Linked DNA regions of Homo sapiens: all the other regions are linked to region 2. The links are chromatin contacts, found by Hi-C or POLR2A ChIA-PET in ENCODE. All regions are on one chromosome and are shown on one strand. The core of a region is the stretch at or near the end of the contact, and the rest is flanking DNA. Distances in the headings are between cores, read along the strand shown.

What was found. Hi-C counts contacts between places; a loop is a spot of excess contacts on that map. ChIA-PET counts read pairs that join two places held with the same protein, here RNA polymerase II (POLR2A). Pooled maps may share reads with other maps.
Region 1: a loop to region 2 is called in a pooled map, with 12 times the contacts of the local background. The contact joins the promoter of UBE2C here to the promoter of YWHAB in region 2. A Hi-C loop is called at or near these places in 6 of 50 pooled maps.
Region 3: a map of naive thymus-derived CD4-positive, alpha-beta T cell shows a loop between it and region 2 (6-fold over the local background). The contact joins the promoter of ACOT8 here to the promoter of YWHAB in region 2. A Hi-C loop is called at or near these places in 1 of 168 maps with a recorded cell type or tissue (naive thymus-derived CD4-positive, alpha-beta T cell) and 9 of 50 pooled maps. POLR2A ChIA-PET finds 5 or more read pairs at or near these places in 1 of 52 experiments (WTC11).
Region 4: a loop to region 2 is called in a pooled map, with 7 times the contacts of the local background. The contact joins the promoter of WFDC3 here to the promoter of YWHAB in region 2. A Hi-C loop is called at or near these places in 2 of 37 single-sample maps with no recorded cell type and 10 of 50 pooled maps. POLR2A ChIA-PET finds 5 or more read pairs at or near these places in 2 of 52 experiments (PC-9 and T-cell).

The regions. Positions count from the first base shown.
Region 1 is chr20:45,810,889-45,813,902 of GRCh38, reverse strand. It overlaps UBE2C (ubiquitin conjugating enzyme E2 C), which reads right to left and starts at 1,259. Exons shown (of 6, transcript NM_007019.4): 1 at 1,107-1,259; 2 at 439-466. The coding sequence starts at 1,207. It overlaps DNTTIP1 (deoxynucleotidyltransferase terminal interacting protein 1), which reads right to left. Exons shown (of 13, transcript NM_052951.3): 12 at 2,963-3,014; 13 at 2,485-2,846. The coding sequence ends at 2,708. RefSeq lists a silencer at 1,267-1,456.
Region 2 is chr20:44,883,480-44,886,954 of GRCh38, reverse strand. YWHAB (tyrosine 3-monooxygenase/tryptophan 5-monooxygenase activation protein beta) reads right to left here and starts at 1,250. Exons shown (of 6, transcript NM_139323.4): 1 at 1,069-1,250. RefSeq lists silencers at 957-1,506, 1,567-1,626 and an enhancer at 904-1,520.
Region 3 is chr20:45,855,394-45,858,859 of GRCh38, reverse strand. ACOT8 (acyl-CoA thioesterase 8) reads left to right here and starts at 1,468. Exons shown (of 6, transcript NM_005469.4): 1 at 1,468-1,672. The coding sequence starts at 1,545. It overlaps ZSWIM3 (zinc finger SWIM-type containing 3), which reads right to left and starts at 1,246. Exons shown (of 2, transcript NM_080752.4): 1 at 880-1,246. The coding sequence starts at 1,034.
Region 4 is chr20:45,790,134-45,793,170 of GRCh38, reverse strand. It overlaps WFDC3 (WAP four-disulfide core domain 3), which reads left to right and starts at 1,288. Exons shown (of 7, transcript NM_080614.2): 1 at 1,288-1,339. It overlaps DNTTIP1 (deoxynucleotidyltransferase terminal interacting protein 1), which reads right to left and starts at 1,217. Exons shown (of 13, transcript NM_052951.3): 1 at 1,062-1,217; 2 at 424-494. The coding sequence starts at 1,166. RefSeq lists silencers at 515-654, 865-1,134.

The DNA of each region.
Region 1 (3,014 bases), core at 10-2,509, 930 kb before region 2:
GAACTCCTGACCTCAAGTGATCCGCCCACCTTAGCCCCCCAAAGTGTTGGGATTATAAGGTGTGAGCTACCGCGCCCAGCCTCCCCTTAATCTCATCACTCTGATCCAAAATAAAGCAACCAAATTCATAGGCTAGAAATACCAAGAAGGGCGGGGAGTTGGGTGTGGGTAAAGCTTGGTTGGGGCTAGGAAGTAGGGACACACTGGATAGGGAGGGTCTTGTATGACTTCAGGGAAGTGTTCGAGATAACTTCGTGTGGGGGGATGGAATTGGGAGGAGGGACTGCTGGAAGAAATGGTGTAGGTGGGGTGTATGAACTTCTTTCCCAGGAGGGAGCAAATTACATTACCCCTATGTCTAGCAAAAAAGCTGACGGAAAAAAGGAGGCTACTGAAAATTGGATGGAAGGCTGGGGTTCTGGGCACTTAATCACTCACCATGAGGGTCATCAGCTCCTGCTGTAGCCTGAAAAAAGAGTATTCGGGGTTACCTGGGAGTCTGGATGGGCCAGGCCTCCAGACGGTGCATCTTCTCCCACCTGAATCTCAGGGGGAGCCGTCATGGAGGCTCCCCACATCACCAAGGTCAGGCTCAGCTCAGGGTATACTCACCAGATCCACAGGACGATCCTAGCGAGTCCTCACCCTCCCTAATTCCAGACTCCCTCGGGATGATTCTGGCATGTTCTTAATTCCCCAGGCTTTAGCATCTCTTCCTTGCCCGACTCAACTTCTCCCTTCCCCTGTCTCGGCCAAGTCACGAGGGTCCTTGAGCGTCTTCATCTAGGCCCACCAGGGAAGGAGTCTGGCAGCGCCCCTACCCTCCCATTCTCCTTCGGGAGAGTCTCAAAGAGCGGTCTGAGCTCCTGGCCTGTCCCCCATCTCTCGAATCTCACCCGCGCAAGGAGGTGGGAGTCCCGGAAGTCTCCGCCCTCGACACCCATGCCCAGGGGAATGCCAGGCCCCGAGCTCCTGGTGTGTTCTCCTGCACCCGCAGATCTCCCGCTCCAGGAGGTGGCGGCGGGGGGTGGTCCTAGAAATCTTTGCTCTGGGTACCAATGCCTAGGGCATGGCAGGCCCGGCGAGTGGTAGGCCGCATCACTCACCTTTTGCCCACCGGACCCCGGGCGGCGCCCCCGCTCGGCTCAGCTCCTTTACGGGCGGCGGCGACGCTAGTGGCGGCTGGGTCGCGGTTTTGGGAAGCCATCCGGGCGGCGTTGGCAGAGAGACAGGAACTCGGAGAACACGACTGCAACTGCAGGACTGCGGGCCCGCCCGCCCGCGTTTGAATTGTAACCCTCTGGGGGCGTCGACCAATCAATGGCTCGCTTGGGTTTGATCCAGCCAATGAGACGCTCCGGAGCGCTCTATTGCTGCGCCACTGCTAGACCTACCCACTGGCGCACCGCTATTGGGCGGCAGAATCCCGCTTCTGACAACCGATTGGTAGATGATGCTGCCATTAACTAACGAATCCGTAGCGAATTGGTGGCCGTTGGAAAACGCTAACCATTAAAGGGCCAAGAAAACGTCCACGTGGGATGAACCCCTCCTTCTGGCTACACGTCTTACTCCGCGTGGGAACACTCGGCACGCCCAGCCTTGATCCAATTTCCCTCGGGCAGGGAGTGCCTCCAATCCTGCAGCACTGGTACCCTCCCACCATTATAATCGCCTGGGCACCTTTGCTGCGTCCTAAGTATCTGAAAATCCCAGCGAGGGGAAAAACTAAAGGCTGATGGCCAGAGCAGCAGGCTCCCTATTAGAAAACATAGGTCCATACATCTCCGCAGAGATGACAGAAATAAAAAAAGGCAACATTGGTTCAGGCTGGTCGCAGTGGCTCACGTCCGTAATCCCGAACACTTTGGAAGGCCCAGGCAGGAGGATCACTTGAACCCAGGAGTTCGAGACCAGCCTGAGCAACAGGATAGGGAGACCTGTCTCTACTTAAAAGAAAAAAAAAAAAAAAGAAAAGAAAAAAAAAAAAGGCTGGTGAGGTGGCACGAGCCTGTAGTCCCAGCTACTGGCGAGGCTGAGGCGGGAGAATCGCTTGAGCCAGAGGCTGCACTCTAGCCTGGGCAACAGAGCAAGACTGTCTTCAAACAAACAAAAACCCCAACAACACAGGTTCATATCCTGTATATCCTACCTCCCCAGTGGGTAGTGTGTAACCTTGGGGCGGGTCCTTTAGTATCTTAACCTGTAAAATGGGAGCAATAAAAGCCAACTCTATTTTTCATATGATCTGTCATCAAACTCCATCGCATTCTGCCATGTCCTTACATTAGCTGGGTAAGGAAACTACAAATGGGCAAAGGGAAGACGGGCAGGGTACATGGTGCTCCCAGGTTGGTCTTATCAAGCCTGGCTCTATACTGTTATGGGTGAGGGTTATCTCGTCCTTTTTTCCTACACCCACTTCTAGAGCCCTTGATGTTCTGTCAATTCCCACAAGGTAGAGGGCACAGCAGGTTCACCATCTGTGTTTACTACAAACTGTTTAATTGTTTCTTATCCCAATAACTTTACAAATATAGAACCACATGCTAGTCTGGGGGTGCTGTGCAGTGAGTCACTACAAACTCGCTCAGGCACAGCTTAATGCCGCTGAGATCCATCTAGGAGCAGTCCCAGCGGTGGCCTCAGCCACGTGAGGAAGAGGGCTTTGGAGGAGGGCTGCCAAGTGTGGCCAGGGGACCCGGCCTCAGGTCTGTGGAGGTGCTTCAACAGCACGATGCTCATTCTCTGTCCGTAGTGTCTCCATATACTTTCTCATCTTCTCCACCATCCAGGAGGGTAGGACAAAGGATTTCAATTCCTCTAGCTTCAGATCCAGGCATCCTCTGGAACAGACATTGAAGAGAGAAGTTGGGGGAAGTGAGGATGTAGGCCCTGCCTCATTCTAGGGGCTATTTGGAGGCAGGGAGAGGAGAAGGGGCAGGAGACCCACTGGTTTTACCTGTAATCATCACTGGCCGCAAGGTCCCGGATGTCCTCCTCGATGAGGAGGT
Region 2 (3,475 bases), core at 1-2,500:
GATTTTATGTTCATAGCATCATCTTGCCAAATTCCATCTCCCACACAGGGCAAGCAAAATCAGGACCTGATGCTATCTAGCCTTACCAAAGAGAAATGCAATGAAGGCAACGACAAGAAACATGTATTTTACAGAAAGGTTGGCAAATTGCTTACCAAGGCTGCCACCTCTGAAAACCCCATTATATGGGAGTTCTCCATTTGCGGCAAAGATGCACTCACCTTCCCACCTCTTCTTCCCTCCGCTCCCCACCCCCCGACCAGGAAGCCACCGGGCAAATTTCAGACCGAAAAACGTGCTAACACACAATATGGGGGAATTTGGGGTAAAGACACAAAAGAATCTGGCATTAAATGACGGTAAATACTGTGAGAAAATACTCCGATTCTCACCCCCTGATATTTTTTCCTGGGGATCCGGCCTGACTCAGTAACCGGCTCCAACAAACAGATTTTCTTGATTCAAACCCAATTCCCTTCCTAGGGAATCTTGGGTCCTGCCAGGCTCCATAACCAGTGAAGGATGATGAAATGGTTTTACTGCAAAATGGGAGGGGGTTCCCCCACTGCTGTCTCCCAAGGTTAAACCCCTTACTCATCCAGGAGGAGCCAAACACGGGGACTGGGGCTAGAAAACTCATCCGCGTTTGATTAAATTTTAATTTCTGGAAACCAGAAAGCACGGAGCAGAGGTGACAGGGCTGAAGGGGACGTTCTTGCCGACCAAGACGCAGGGAGGGGTCGCGTGGGGCCCGAAGCAGATAGTGAGGGAGGGTCCGGGATCCCCGGCTCCGCTGTCCCTTACGGCACAGTACGGAGTTGCACCCCGCCCGGCCGGCAGGACCTCAGGCGGCCCGAGCCTCTCCAAGAGGTAAAGGGCCCGGCCCCGGAAACAGGGAGGGGCCGCTGCGAGGTCTGGCCTCGCCGCCGGCGGCCGCGCGGAGCGAAAGAGGCAGCGCGCCGCTACCCCACGGGGCCCACCCACTGGGCCGCCGTCGTCGCAGCAGCCAGAGAGGGGCTTCGAGTTTGGGCCCCCGGGGGCCCCGGTCGGACCCCGCGCCGCACTCACCGTGGGAGGGCTGCAGGGAACAAAGACCCTTCCGAGCGAAGCTCCGAGCGAGATGACCTCTTCCTTCCTAAGCCCACTACTCAGGCGGCGGCAGCGGTGCCTGCAGTGGCTGCAGCGGCGGCGGCGGCGGCGACTACCCCGGCTCCGGAATCGGCGGCGGCGGTGGCGGTAGCTCCACTTCCGCTCCGATCGCCACTTCCGCTCCGGTCCTGGCCGCGCCCCGCCCCAAACCGTGTTCTCATTGGGCAAGCGAGGCACGGGGTTGCCACGGCCCCACGGGAGGGGCGCAGACGGAAGGGAGGAGGAAGAAGAGCGAAAGGCAGGGTTGCAGGGGCCGGGGCAGGGCGGATGGCCGGGGGAGGGACCCAGGAGGAGGTGGGCGGAGAAGAAGGAAATGGGGCGGGGGAGCGGGAAAAGGAGGTGGGAGGAGAGAGGGCGGAGCTGGGGGTGGTCAAGATACGGGCTGTGTGGGAATAAGGAGGACTAGGAGTGTGGTCTGGATGGGGATTGCCCTTTCTGCTGGGACTGGAAACGCGCCAGGGCCAGTCCCGGAGATTCGAGGTTTAGCAGTTCCCCCTCCACCCCGAAAGTAATCCTCACTGGGTCGGAGGCCGATGTCAGTCCTCTTACTGTGTGCTTTGGTAATGCTGGAGCCAGGGAAGAACAGAAATTGCTCATCCCTCAATGTTCATTTAATCCTTTCAATCCTTCAGGGTACTTACCTTTTCCTTCTTTGGTAGACTGAAGAGGCCACGTGAAGTGCCAGGAATCCAATGCACAAACGTCTTTTTAAAAAACCTGTGTAGGGTCGAGCGCAGTGGTTCGCGCCTGTAATCTCAGCACTTTGGGAAGCTGAGGTGAGAGGATTGCTTGAGGCCGGGAGTTGTAGGCTGCAGTGAGCTATGGTCATGCCACTGCACTCCAACCTGGGAGACAGAGTGAGACCCTGTCTCCAAAAAAAACCCACAAAAATCTGTGTACATGATTTCTTCTTTAAGATGCCCCCTCGTTGAGGAAGTTCAGGGAAGGAAACAGGCCTCCATGGCTCCCCTCCCCTCCATGACTGCTCTCACAATTACCAACATTCTACTCCTCTGAAGGTAGTTGATTTTGTTTTGTTTTGTTTTGTTTTGTTTTCTGTTTTTGAGACAGAGTCTCTTTCTGTCGCCCAGGCAGTGTCACAATCTTGGCTCACTGCAATCTCTGCCTCCCAGGTTCAAGCAATTCTCCTGCCTCAGCCTCCTGAGTAGCTGGGATAACAGGTGCATGCCACCACTCTCGGCTAGTTTTTGTATTTTTAGTAGACACGGGGCTTCGCCATATTGGCCGGGCTGGTCTCAAACTCCTGACCTCAGGTGATCCACCCGCCTCAGCCTCCCAAAGTGCTGGGATTACAGACATGAACCACCTCGACCGGCTTCAAGGTAGTTGATTTTTAAACTCAGTCCTTCAAAATGCCTCTCGCCTTCCCTCTCTCCTGTTCATTTATTCTTTCAACAAATGTTGAACAGGCTTTTTGCTTAGTGCTGGAGACACAGCAATGAACAAGGCAGGTGGGGCCCTGCTGTCTTGGAGTTTGCAGTCGGGTAGGAGAAAAAGCCAAGTAAATAGGCCTTTGCCGTCTTGCCTTTACCCTTACTTAGCTAAATGACAGACTTCTAATTCACCATTTGGTCTCAGCCTCGCCCGTCAACTGCCAAGTGATCTTTTAAAAATACCATTCTAATCGTGTCCTGTTCTTGCTTAAATTATTTAGTGTGCACTCAGACCTAGATGACAATATATAAGTTCCTTGAGTGTGACAATCAGGGTTCTCCAAAAGCTGCCCTTATCCTTTAGCTGCTATTTCTCCCCCATCGTAAATACCCCAATTCAATTGGATGATTCCTTACCCTCCCAATATGCCATCTCCAGTATTTCTAAGCAGTTTGACTTAGTTGCCAACACTTTTTTAAACTGAAAAGTTTCTGTGTGAACAGAAATCTGCCTCTCTGCCTTGTCTGGTAACACTGTGTCCACATTTCTGTGTGGCAACAATTGGCTGAAGCCAAGGAGTGGCTGCCTGTTCTAGACTGGGCATGGACTTTCCCAAATGCCAGGGACCCTTCTCGACCTGAGTCTGCTTTTGTCACTTATGTTATCTGTCATGTAGGCATGTGTGCCAGTGACCCCTGTACTGTGCCACCTTTTAAGTTGAACAAGATTGAGAACGTGTTGTGTAACGTAAACAGCATGGTTTTGGGTCAAAACCATTGGATTTGAATCCTGGAGAGGTTAGTGCAAAAACTTCCCCATGAGGATCGTCTTTGGCAGACCCTAGACCAGTAATCTAGAGACTACTCAGGCTAAGTAACTTTTAATGTCACAAGACTGTGCCTTATGCCGTCATCCAGAAAATAGCCTAATG
Region 3 (3,466 bases), core at 219-2,718, 970 kb before region 2:
TAAGCCTGACTTCTCATCTGTCAAATCTTCTCATCTGTCAAATGCAAAAAAATAACATTTATCTATAATTCTGAAAAAAAAGCCCTGCAGGGTAAAGCATGCATAGAGAACACTGCCTGGCACATGGAAAGTGTTTGAAAACGGTTAATATAAGGAGCTCAAAAACCATTTACAAAATGAATGAATAGACCAGGCATAGTGGCTCATGCCTGTAATCCTAACACTTTGAGACGCCGAAAGATCGCTTAGTCCAGGAGTCTGGGAACAGCCTAGCCAACATAACAAGACCCAGTCTGTACAAAATCAAATAATTAGCCAGGCATGGTGGCGTGCACCTCCAGTTCCAACTACTTGAGAGGCTGAGGTGGGAGGATCGCTTGAGCCCAGCAGTTGAAGGCTCAGTGAGCTGATTGTGCCACTGCACTCCAGCCTGGGGGACAGAGTGAGACCCTGTTTCAACAAATATATAAGAACTAAAAACTGAATGAATGAATGAACGAACATTCCAACGACCATGTGACTGTTTTGTAAAGAGGAGACTGATGAAGGAAATTATCGCCAAGGTGTTTTTATCCGTTTATGAAAGCCATACTTTGTATTTGGGTTGCTGCAGCTGCTCAAAACAATGGGAGAAACTGCAGTTATAAATTCCAGAAAAGCCTGTGAATGGAGTGAAAGTGGAGTGGGTGGTCAAAAACCAATGGCCGTGGAGGCTTAGCTCTCTTCACAAGGCACACAGCAGGTGCTCAATGAGTGCCTGTTGAATGAATGGCCACGCAGCCCAATGCGTGCCTATGCACCCCTCCTCCTCCAGGCAGCCCTCCGGAGGTCCAGCCTCCTCCCCACCCTCTTGGCCCGCCCCGCCCCGCCCGCCCTTACAGGATGTCTTCGCGGATGGAGGTGCCATGGTTGAGGTTGTGGAAGCGGACGGAGACGCAGTCCCTGAGAATGAAGGAGCACCTGTTCTCCCTTTTGTAGGCGCTGAAGCACTCCTTGAAGTCCTCATAGGTCTTGAAGCAGCTGCCCAGCTCCATGGCCGCCCCCACAACCCACACTAGGGGCTGGTCCCAGCCCGGGCCCAAGATCACACCAGGGGTCAAAGGTCACACTATGAGGGTTTATAGGCAGGCGTGGGCCCAGAATGCCTTAAGGGTCCGCCCCAACTGGGTGGCCTATTCTGGAACTCAGGGAGGAACCCTAGGCCTGACCGGGTTACAAGAGGAAGGGGGTGTATTTGCTATCTGACAGGGGAAATGACACTCAGTCCATATTATCCAGTCCCGAGGTTCCGCCTCCTCAGCGACATATCCAGTCACACACAGGATTCGCAGATTGGCATTCATTTTCTCCAATTGCTAGAGAAAGAGGGCCACAGCCACCAGCGGACTGACAGGAGTCCTGACCAATCATAACCTAGATTCCTCCTTCCCGGGGTCTGCAGGAGACTTCCGGTTACTAGGGCAATCTGCCGGAAGAGTCAGGTTCTGTGTATGTCTCCGCGTCTTCCGCGGAGCGGGTGTGCAGGGCCTGCAGCATTGAACTAGATGTCGTCCCCGCAGGCCCCAGAAGATGGGCAGGGCTGTGGCGACCGCGGCGATCCCCCTGGGGACCTCCGTAGCGTCTTGGTCACGACCGTGCTCAACCTCGAGCCGCTGGACGAGGATCTCTTCAGGTAGCCGGCAGCTCCTGCCCAGCATCCCCTCCTTTAGGGCAGAAACTTGATCTTGACTGCCGCCGCCCGGGGCCCCTGGCTCCGGGACTAGTATGGCTCTGCGTGGGATGCACCCTCTGCCACGATTAGGAGAGAACTCGCCCCCAACAGAGCTGTCCTCTCTGCTCTGGCTTCCTCCCTTCCTCTCCGCGCTGCGAGGTCTGCACAGCTGAGCAAATATAGTGGTGACCTGAGAGACCCTGCTCGGCAGCCTGCCCTAAGCCTTCACGGGGGAGCTAGCCCAGAGAGGGCAGTGATTTGCCCAAGGGCACACAGCTGATGGATCAGCCTTAAAACCGACGCCGCAGCTCCTTGTGTCTTCAGTATCCTTTTCTTCTCACAATATCCCGCCCCCAGTACCATTTGGTGGGTCTGGTTTCTCATTACTTATTCTGAGGCCTAAGCATGTTTTTTTCTTTCCCAGCATCGCTGAAGTTCTTGACTGCAGCAAGGGTTTCTTTCTTTCTTTGAGGCGGAGTCTTGCTCTGTTGCCCAGGCTGGAGTGCAGTGGTGCGATCTCGGCTCAGTGCAACCTCCGCCTCCCGGGTTCAAGCATTTCTCCTGCCTCAGCCTCCTGATTAGCTGGGACATACAGGCGCGCCACAGCCCAGCTAATTTTTTAACTTCTTTTAGTAGAGACGGGGTTTCACCGTGTTGGCCAGGCTGGTCTCGAACTCCTGACCTTGTAATCTGCCCACCTCTGCCAAAGTGCTAGGATTACAGGCATGAGCCACCGCGCCCAGCCCCCTGCAGCAAGGCTTCTAACAGCTTTGACCTCCAAGGCTTCTCCTGGCTTTACTGGAAGTTATCTTACTTTGAGCTCCCTTCCTTCCACTTAAGGAATTGTAAATAACTTCTTGGAGGGCTATTTGATTTTTGTTTTTGAAGACAAGATCTGGCCCTGTTGTCCAGGCTGGAGTGCAGTGGCACGAACATGGCTCACTGCAACCTCGACCTCCTGGGCCCAAGTGACCCTTCTGCCTCAGTCTCCCGTTTAGCTGGGACCATAAGCGCTTGCCACCACATCCAGCTAACTTTTTTATTTTTAGTAGACATGAGGCCCCACTTTGGAGCCCAGGCTGGTTTTGAACTCATGGGCTCAGGCGATCCTCCCACCTCGGCTTCCCAAAGTGCTGGGATTGATTACAGGCGAGAGCCACCTGCCAGGTCATGGAGGGCTGTTCATAACTCATTGTTACAGAAAATGCCAAACAGCTGGGACGTGGGAGGCTAGAGACATAATTATTCAGCTTCCAATGGGCCTACATTCTGGGCAAGCATTTTCATCTCTGGGGCCAAGCTGCAGTTTTCTCATCTGTACACTGAAGGAGTTAGACTTGATGTCTGAGGGCTCTTGTTATTTATTCATTTATACATTTATTTAATTTTATTTTTTGAGATGGAGTCTTGCTCTGTCACCCAGGCTGGAGTGCAGTGGTGCGATCTTGGCTCACCTCAACCTCTGCCTCCTGGGTTCAAGTGATTCTCCTGCCTCAGCCTCCTGAGTAGCTGGGATTACAGGTGCATGCCACCACGTCCAGCTAATTTTTGTATTTTTAGTAGAGATGGAGTTTCACCATGTTGGCCAGGCTGCTCTTGAACTCCTGATCTCAAATGATCCACCTGCCTCGGCCTCCCAAAGTGCTGGGATTACAGATGTAAGCCACTGCGCCCGGCCCAGAGGATTTTTATGCATAAGGATATTTGCCTGGGGAAAGGACCTATGGCTTTTACCATATTCTCAAAAGGATCTTA
Region 4 (3,037 bases), core at 39-2,538, 910 kb before region 2:
GTGCTCTCTCCCTTCCCTGACATGCATACTATTAATCCCTCTTTATAGTTGAGAAAACGGGCTCATCAGAGTCTGTTGATGAGAACACAGTTGTCTGACTCCAGAGCCTGTTCTCTTAAACTCCATGCTAACTGACCTCTTTAGAGCCCTCAACCACAGAGCCAGTGAATGTGAGGGATCTTAGGTATTGTTTATTCCACAACCCATCTCCTGTGCCCTTCCCCATTTTGTACGTGAGTTCAGAGAAGGAAGTGACTTGACTAGTTCAAGATCACACAGAGTTACAGAATCGGAGTCTCCTCTTCCTCAGTCCTGTGCTCTTTCTACCGGCTGTAGATCTCCATAGCCTTGTGCACTGGGGATCCCAAATCTGCCATGCAAGCCAGTGGCTGGGATATAAGCCCCATGCAGGGCCAGCCTTACCTTGTTGTCATCTGTGAGCGGCGGCCCCTCCGCTGCACCTGCCGGTGCTTTATCATTATGTTCCAAGGGTTCTGTGGGGACCAACGGAACAAATGTCACTGCGGCCTGTGACACTGGGGTGGGGTGGAGGTGGAGGGTGGGTATGAAGTTAAACCTGGACATCCCTGCTTCTCAGATCCGTCACCATCTCTCCCGCCTTGGGGTGGGACGATAGTTGTAAGGCCTCCTCCACAAAAGAGGAACTGAGGAAGTTTCCTGCCTTAAAAGTCCCGACCCTGCCTTCTGGCACGGCAGGAGGAAGGGAAGCAGTATTTACCGAGGGTCAACTCTGTGTCAGGTGATGTCCGGGGCGTTGTACCCGCCTTTATCTTCCCATCCCACAACAAGTTTTATGAGACAGGTACTAATCATTTCCATTTTATAGAAGAGGATCCTGGGACTCAGGGGGTTGACAGAGATGGCCCACGTCACCTAGCTAGGAGGGCGGCACCAGAATTTAAATCCAGGTCGTCGGGCTGCGAAAACGCCAACCCCCTCTGCAGCTCCAGCCTCCGCGTTCTCTCGCCCGCGGGCCAGGGTCCCAGGAGCCCCGAGGCCGTGCCCGGCCTGAGCCCAGACCTCACCGGGGGCGCCCTCACCGTAAGAACCAGCTGCCCCGCTGCGCCCGCATCCCCCAGCTCCAAGCCGCCCCTCTCGGCCCCGCTAGGTCCCCGCGGCTGCTCGGCGTCGCCAGTGGCTCCCATGGCGCCCCCGGCCCCCACAACTCCGCTGGACTCTGTCACCGGCCGGAAAGTGGCGCCGTGACGTCACTGGAGCGCGCTGCTCGTCCGCCCGGAAGCGCGACGCTGGAGCTGCGGGGTTACCATGGGAACCGAACCGCCGCGCCTCGCCCAGGACAGTTACACTTAGAGGCCTTGTAGGTGGAGGTCGTTGGGGCTTCCTCTCGGGAGGGCTGCGCCTCGATTGTGCAGTGTGGGTGTTCAGTGGCGGTTCAGTCAAGGGATGTTTCCCGCTGGGCCAAGGCCTGGGGATGACTGCGGGGTAGGAGGAAGGGACCAGTTTTCTGTAGGCTGGGGTTGGGGAGCAGAGGGAAGCGTTTGGTACAGCGGCGCCTGCAGTTCAGTTTTTGAAAACTAGATTTTAATATGCTCGGCCAGGGGCGGTGGCTCACGCCTGTAATCCCAGCACTTTGGGAGGCCGAGGCGGGAGGATCACTTGCCATCAGGAGTTCGAGACCAGCCTGGCCAACATGGCGAAACCCCGTCTCTACTAAAAATATAAAAATTAGCCGGGCGTGGTGGTGGGCACCTGTAATCCCAGCTACTCGGGAGGCTGAGGCAGGAGAGTCTCTTGAACCCAGGAGGCGGAGGTTGCAGTGAGCCGAGATCACGCCACTGCACTCCAGCCTGGGCGACAGAGGGAGACTGTCTCAAAAAAAAAAAAAAAAAAAGCACATTAGGCACATGTTAGGTCATCATCAAATGTTAATTATGCCGAGATCGCGCCACTGCATTCCAGCCTGGGGGACAGAGGGAGACTCTGTCTCAAAAAAAAAAAAAAAAAAAAAAAAAAAAGCATATTAGGCACATATGAGGTCATCATCAAATGTTAATTATCTCCATGAGCCAACATCAGCCTTCTAACCATAAGGGCGACTTCCTGGCTCCAAACTTTTTGATCCTATTAAGGAGGTTTTACCTTGTACCTGCCCATAGGACTAAGCAGTGCCAGTGGACACCATTAGGTATCACAGCTAACCAAAGGCATGACCAGGACAGATAAAGAAAAAAAGAAATGGAGAAAAAAGAAATAAAGGAGGTATATGTGGGCAGACTATTTGAGTCATACATAGCAACTTCTCTTGGGTTCTGCCAGCTAGACTTCATACAGTCCAAGAATGGCCTGTGTGGGTTAGAGGGACAAAGATGTAGGTGTTTGGTGCTTTTCATTAGTTCTTAACAAACTCAACTACTGCTTTTCTGTAGGTTTTTGATAGTTTCTTTTCTCTCTTTTTTTTTTTTTTGAGACAGAGTCTCACTCTGTTACCCAAGCTGGAGTGCAGTGGCATGATCTCCACTCACTGCAACCTCTGCCTCCTGGGTTCAAGCTATTCTCCTGCCTCAGCCTCCCACGTAGCTGGGATTACAGGCATGCACCAGCATGCCCAGCTGATTTTTGTATTTTTAGTAGAGACAGGGTTTCGCCATGTTGGCCAGGCTGGTCTCAAACTCCTGACCTCAGGTGATCTGCCCGCCTTGGCCTATTTGATAGTTTCTGAGTGGTCTGTTCCATTCTGTATTTTCTTGGTTGCTAGGATGAACAGGAGCCACAATTTTATTATGCTTGGTTATGTTATTAGCTTTGGCCATTAAGTAGTGTCGTGAATCCCTCCCTCTGTTATTTGGGCTAAAGCCATGTCCTTCCAATGCCCTTTAGGGCTCTCTTTGATTCTTTTTCCAATGGCCACCCCTCCATTTTTCCAGCCACCCACTAGGTTTCTCATCATCCAGGAATATTGTGTATATTGCTTACAGAATTTGATCCTCCCATCACAGGTCCCCTTTGGTAGTGCCAGGAATTTTCCCACACTCCAGCAGCCAATCCCTCTTCTTCT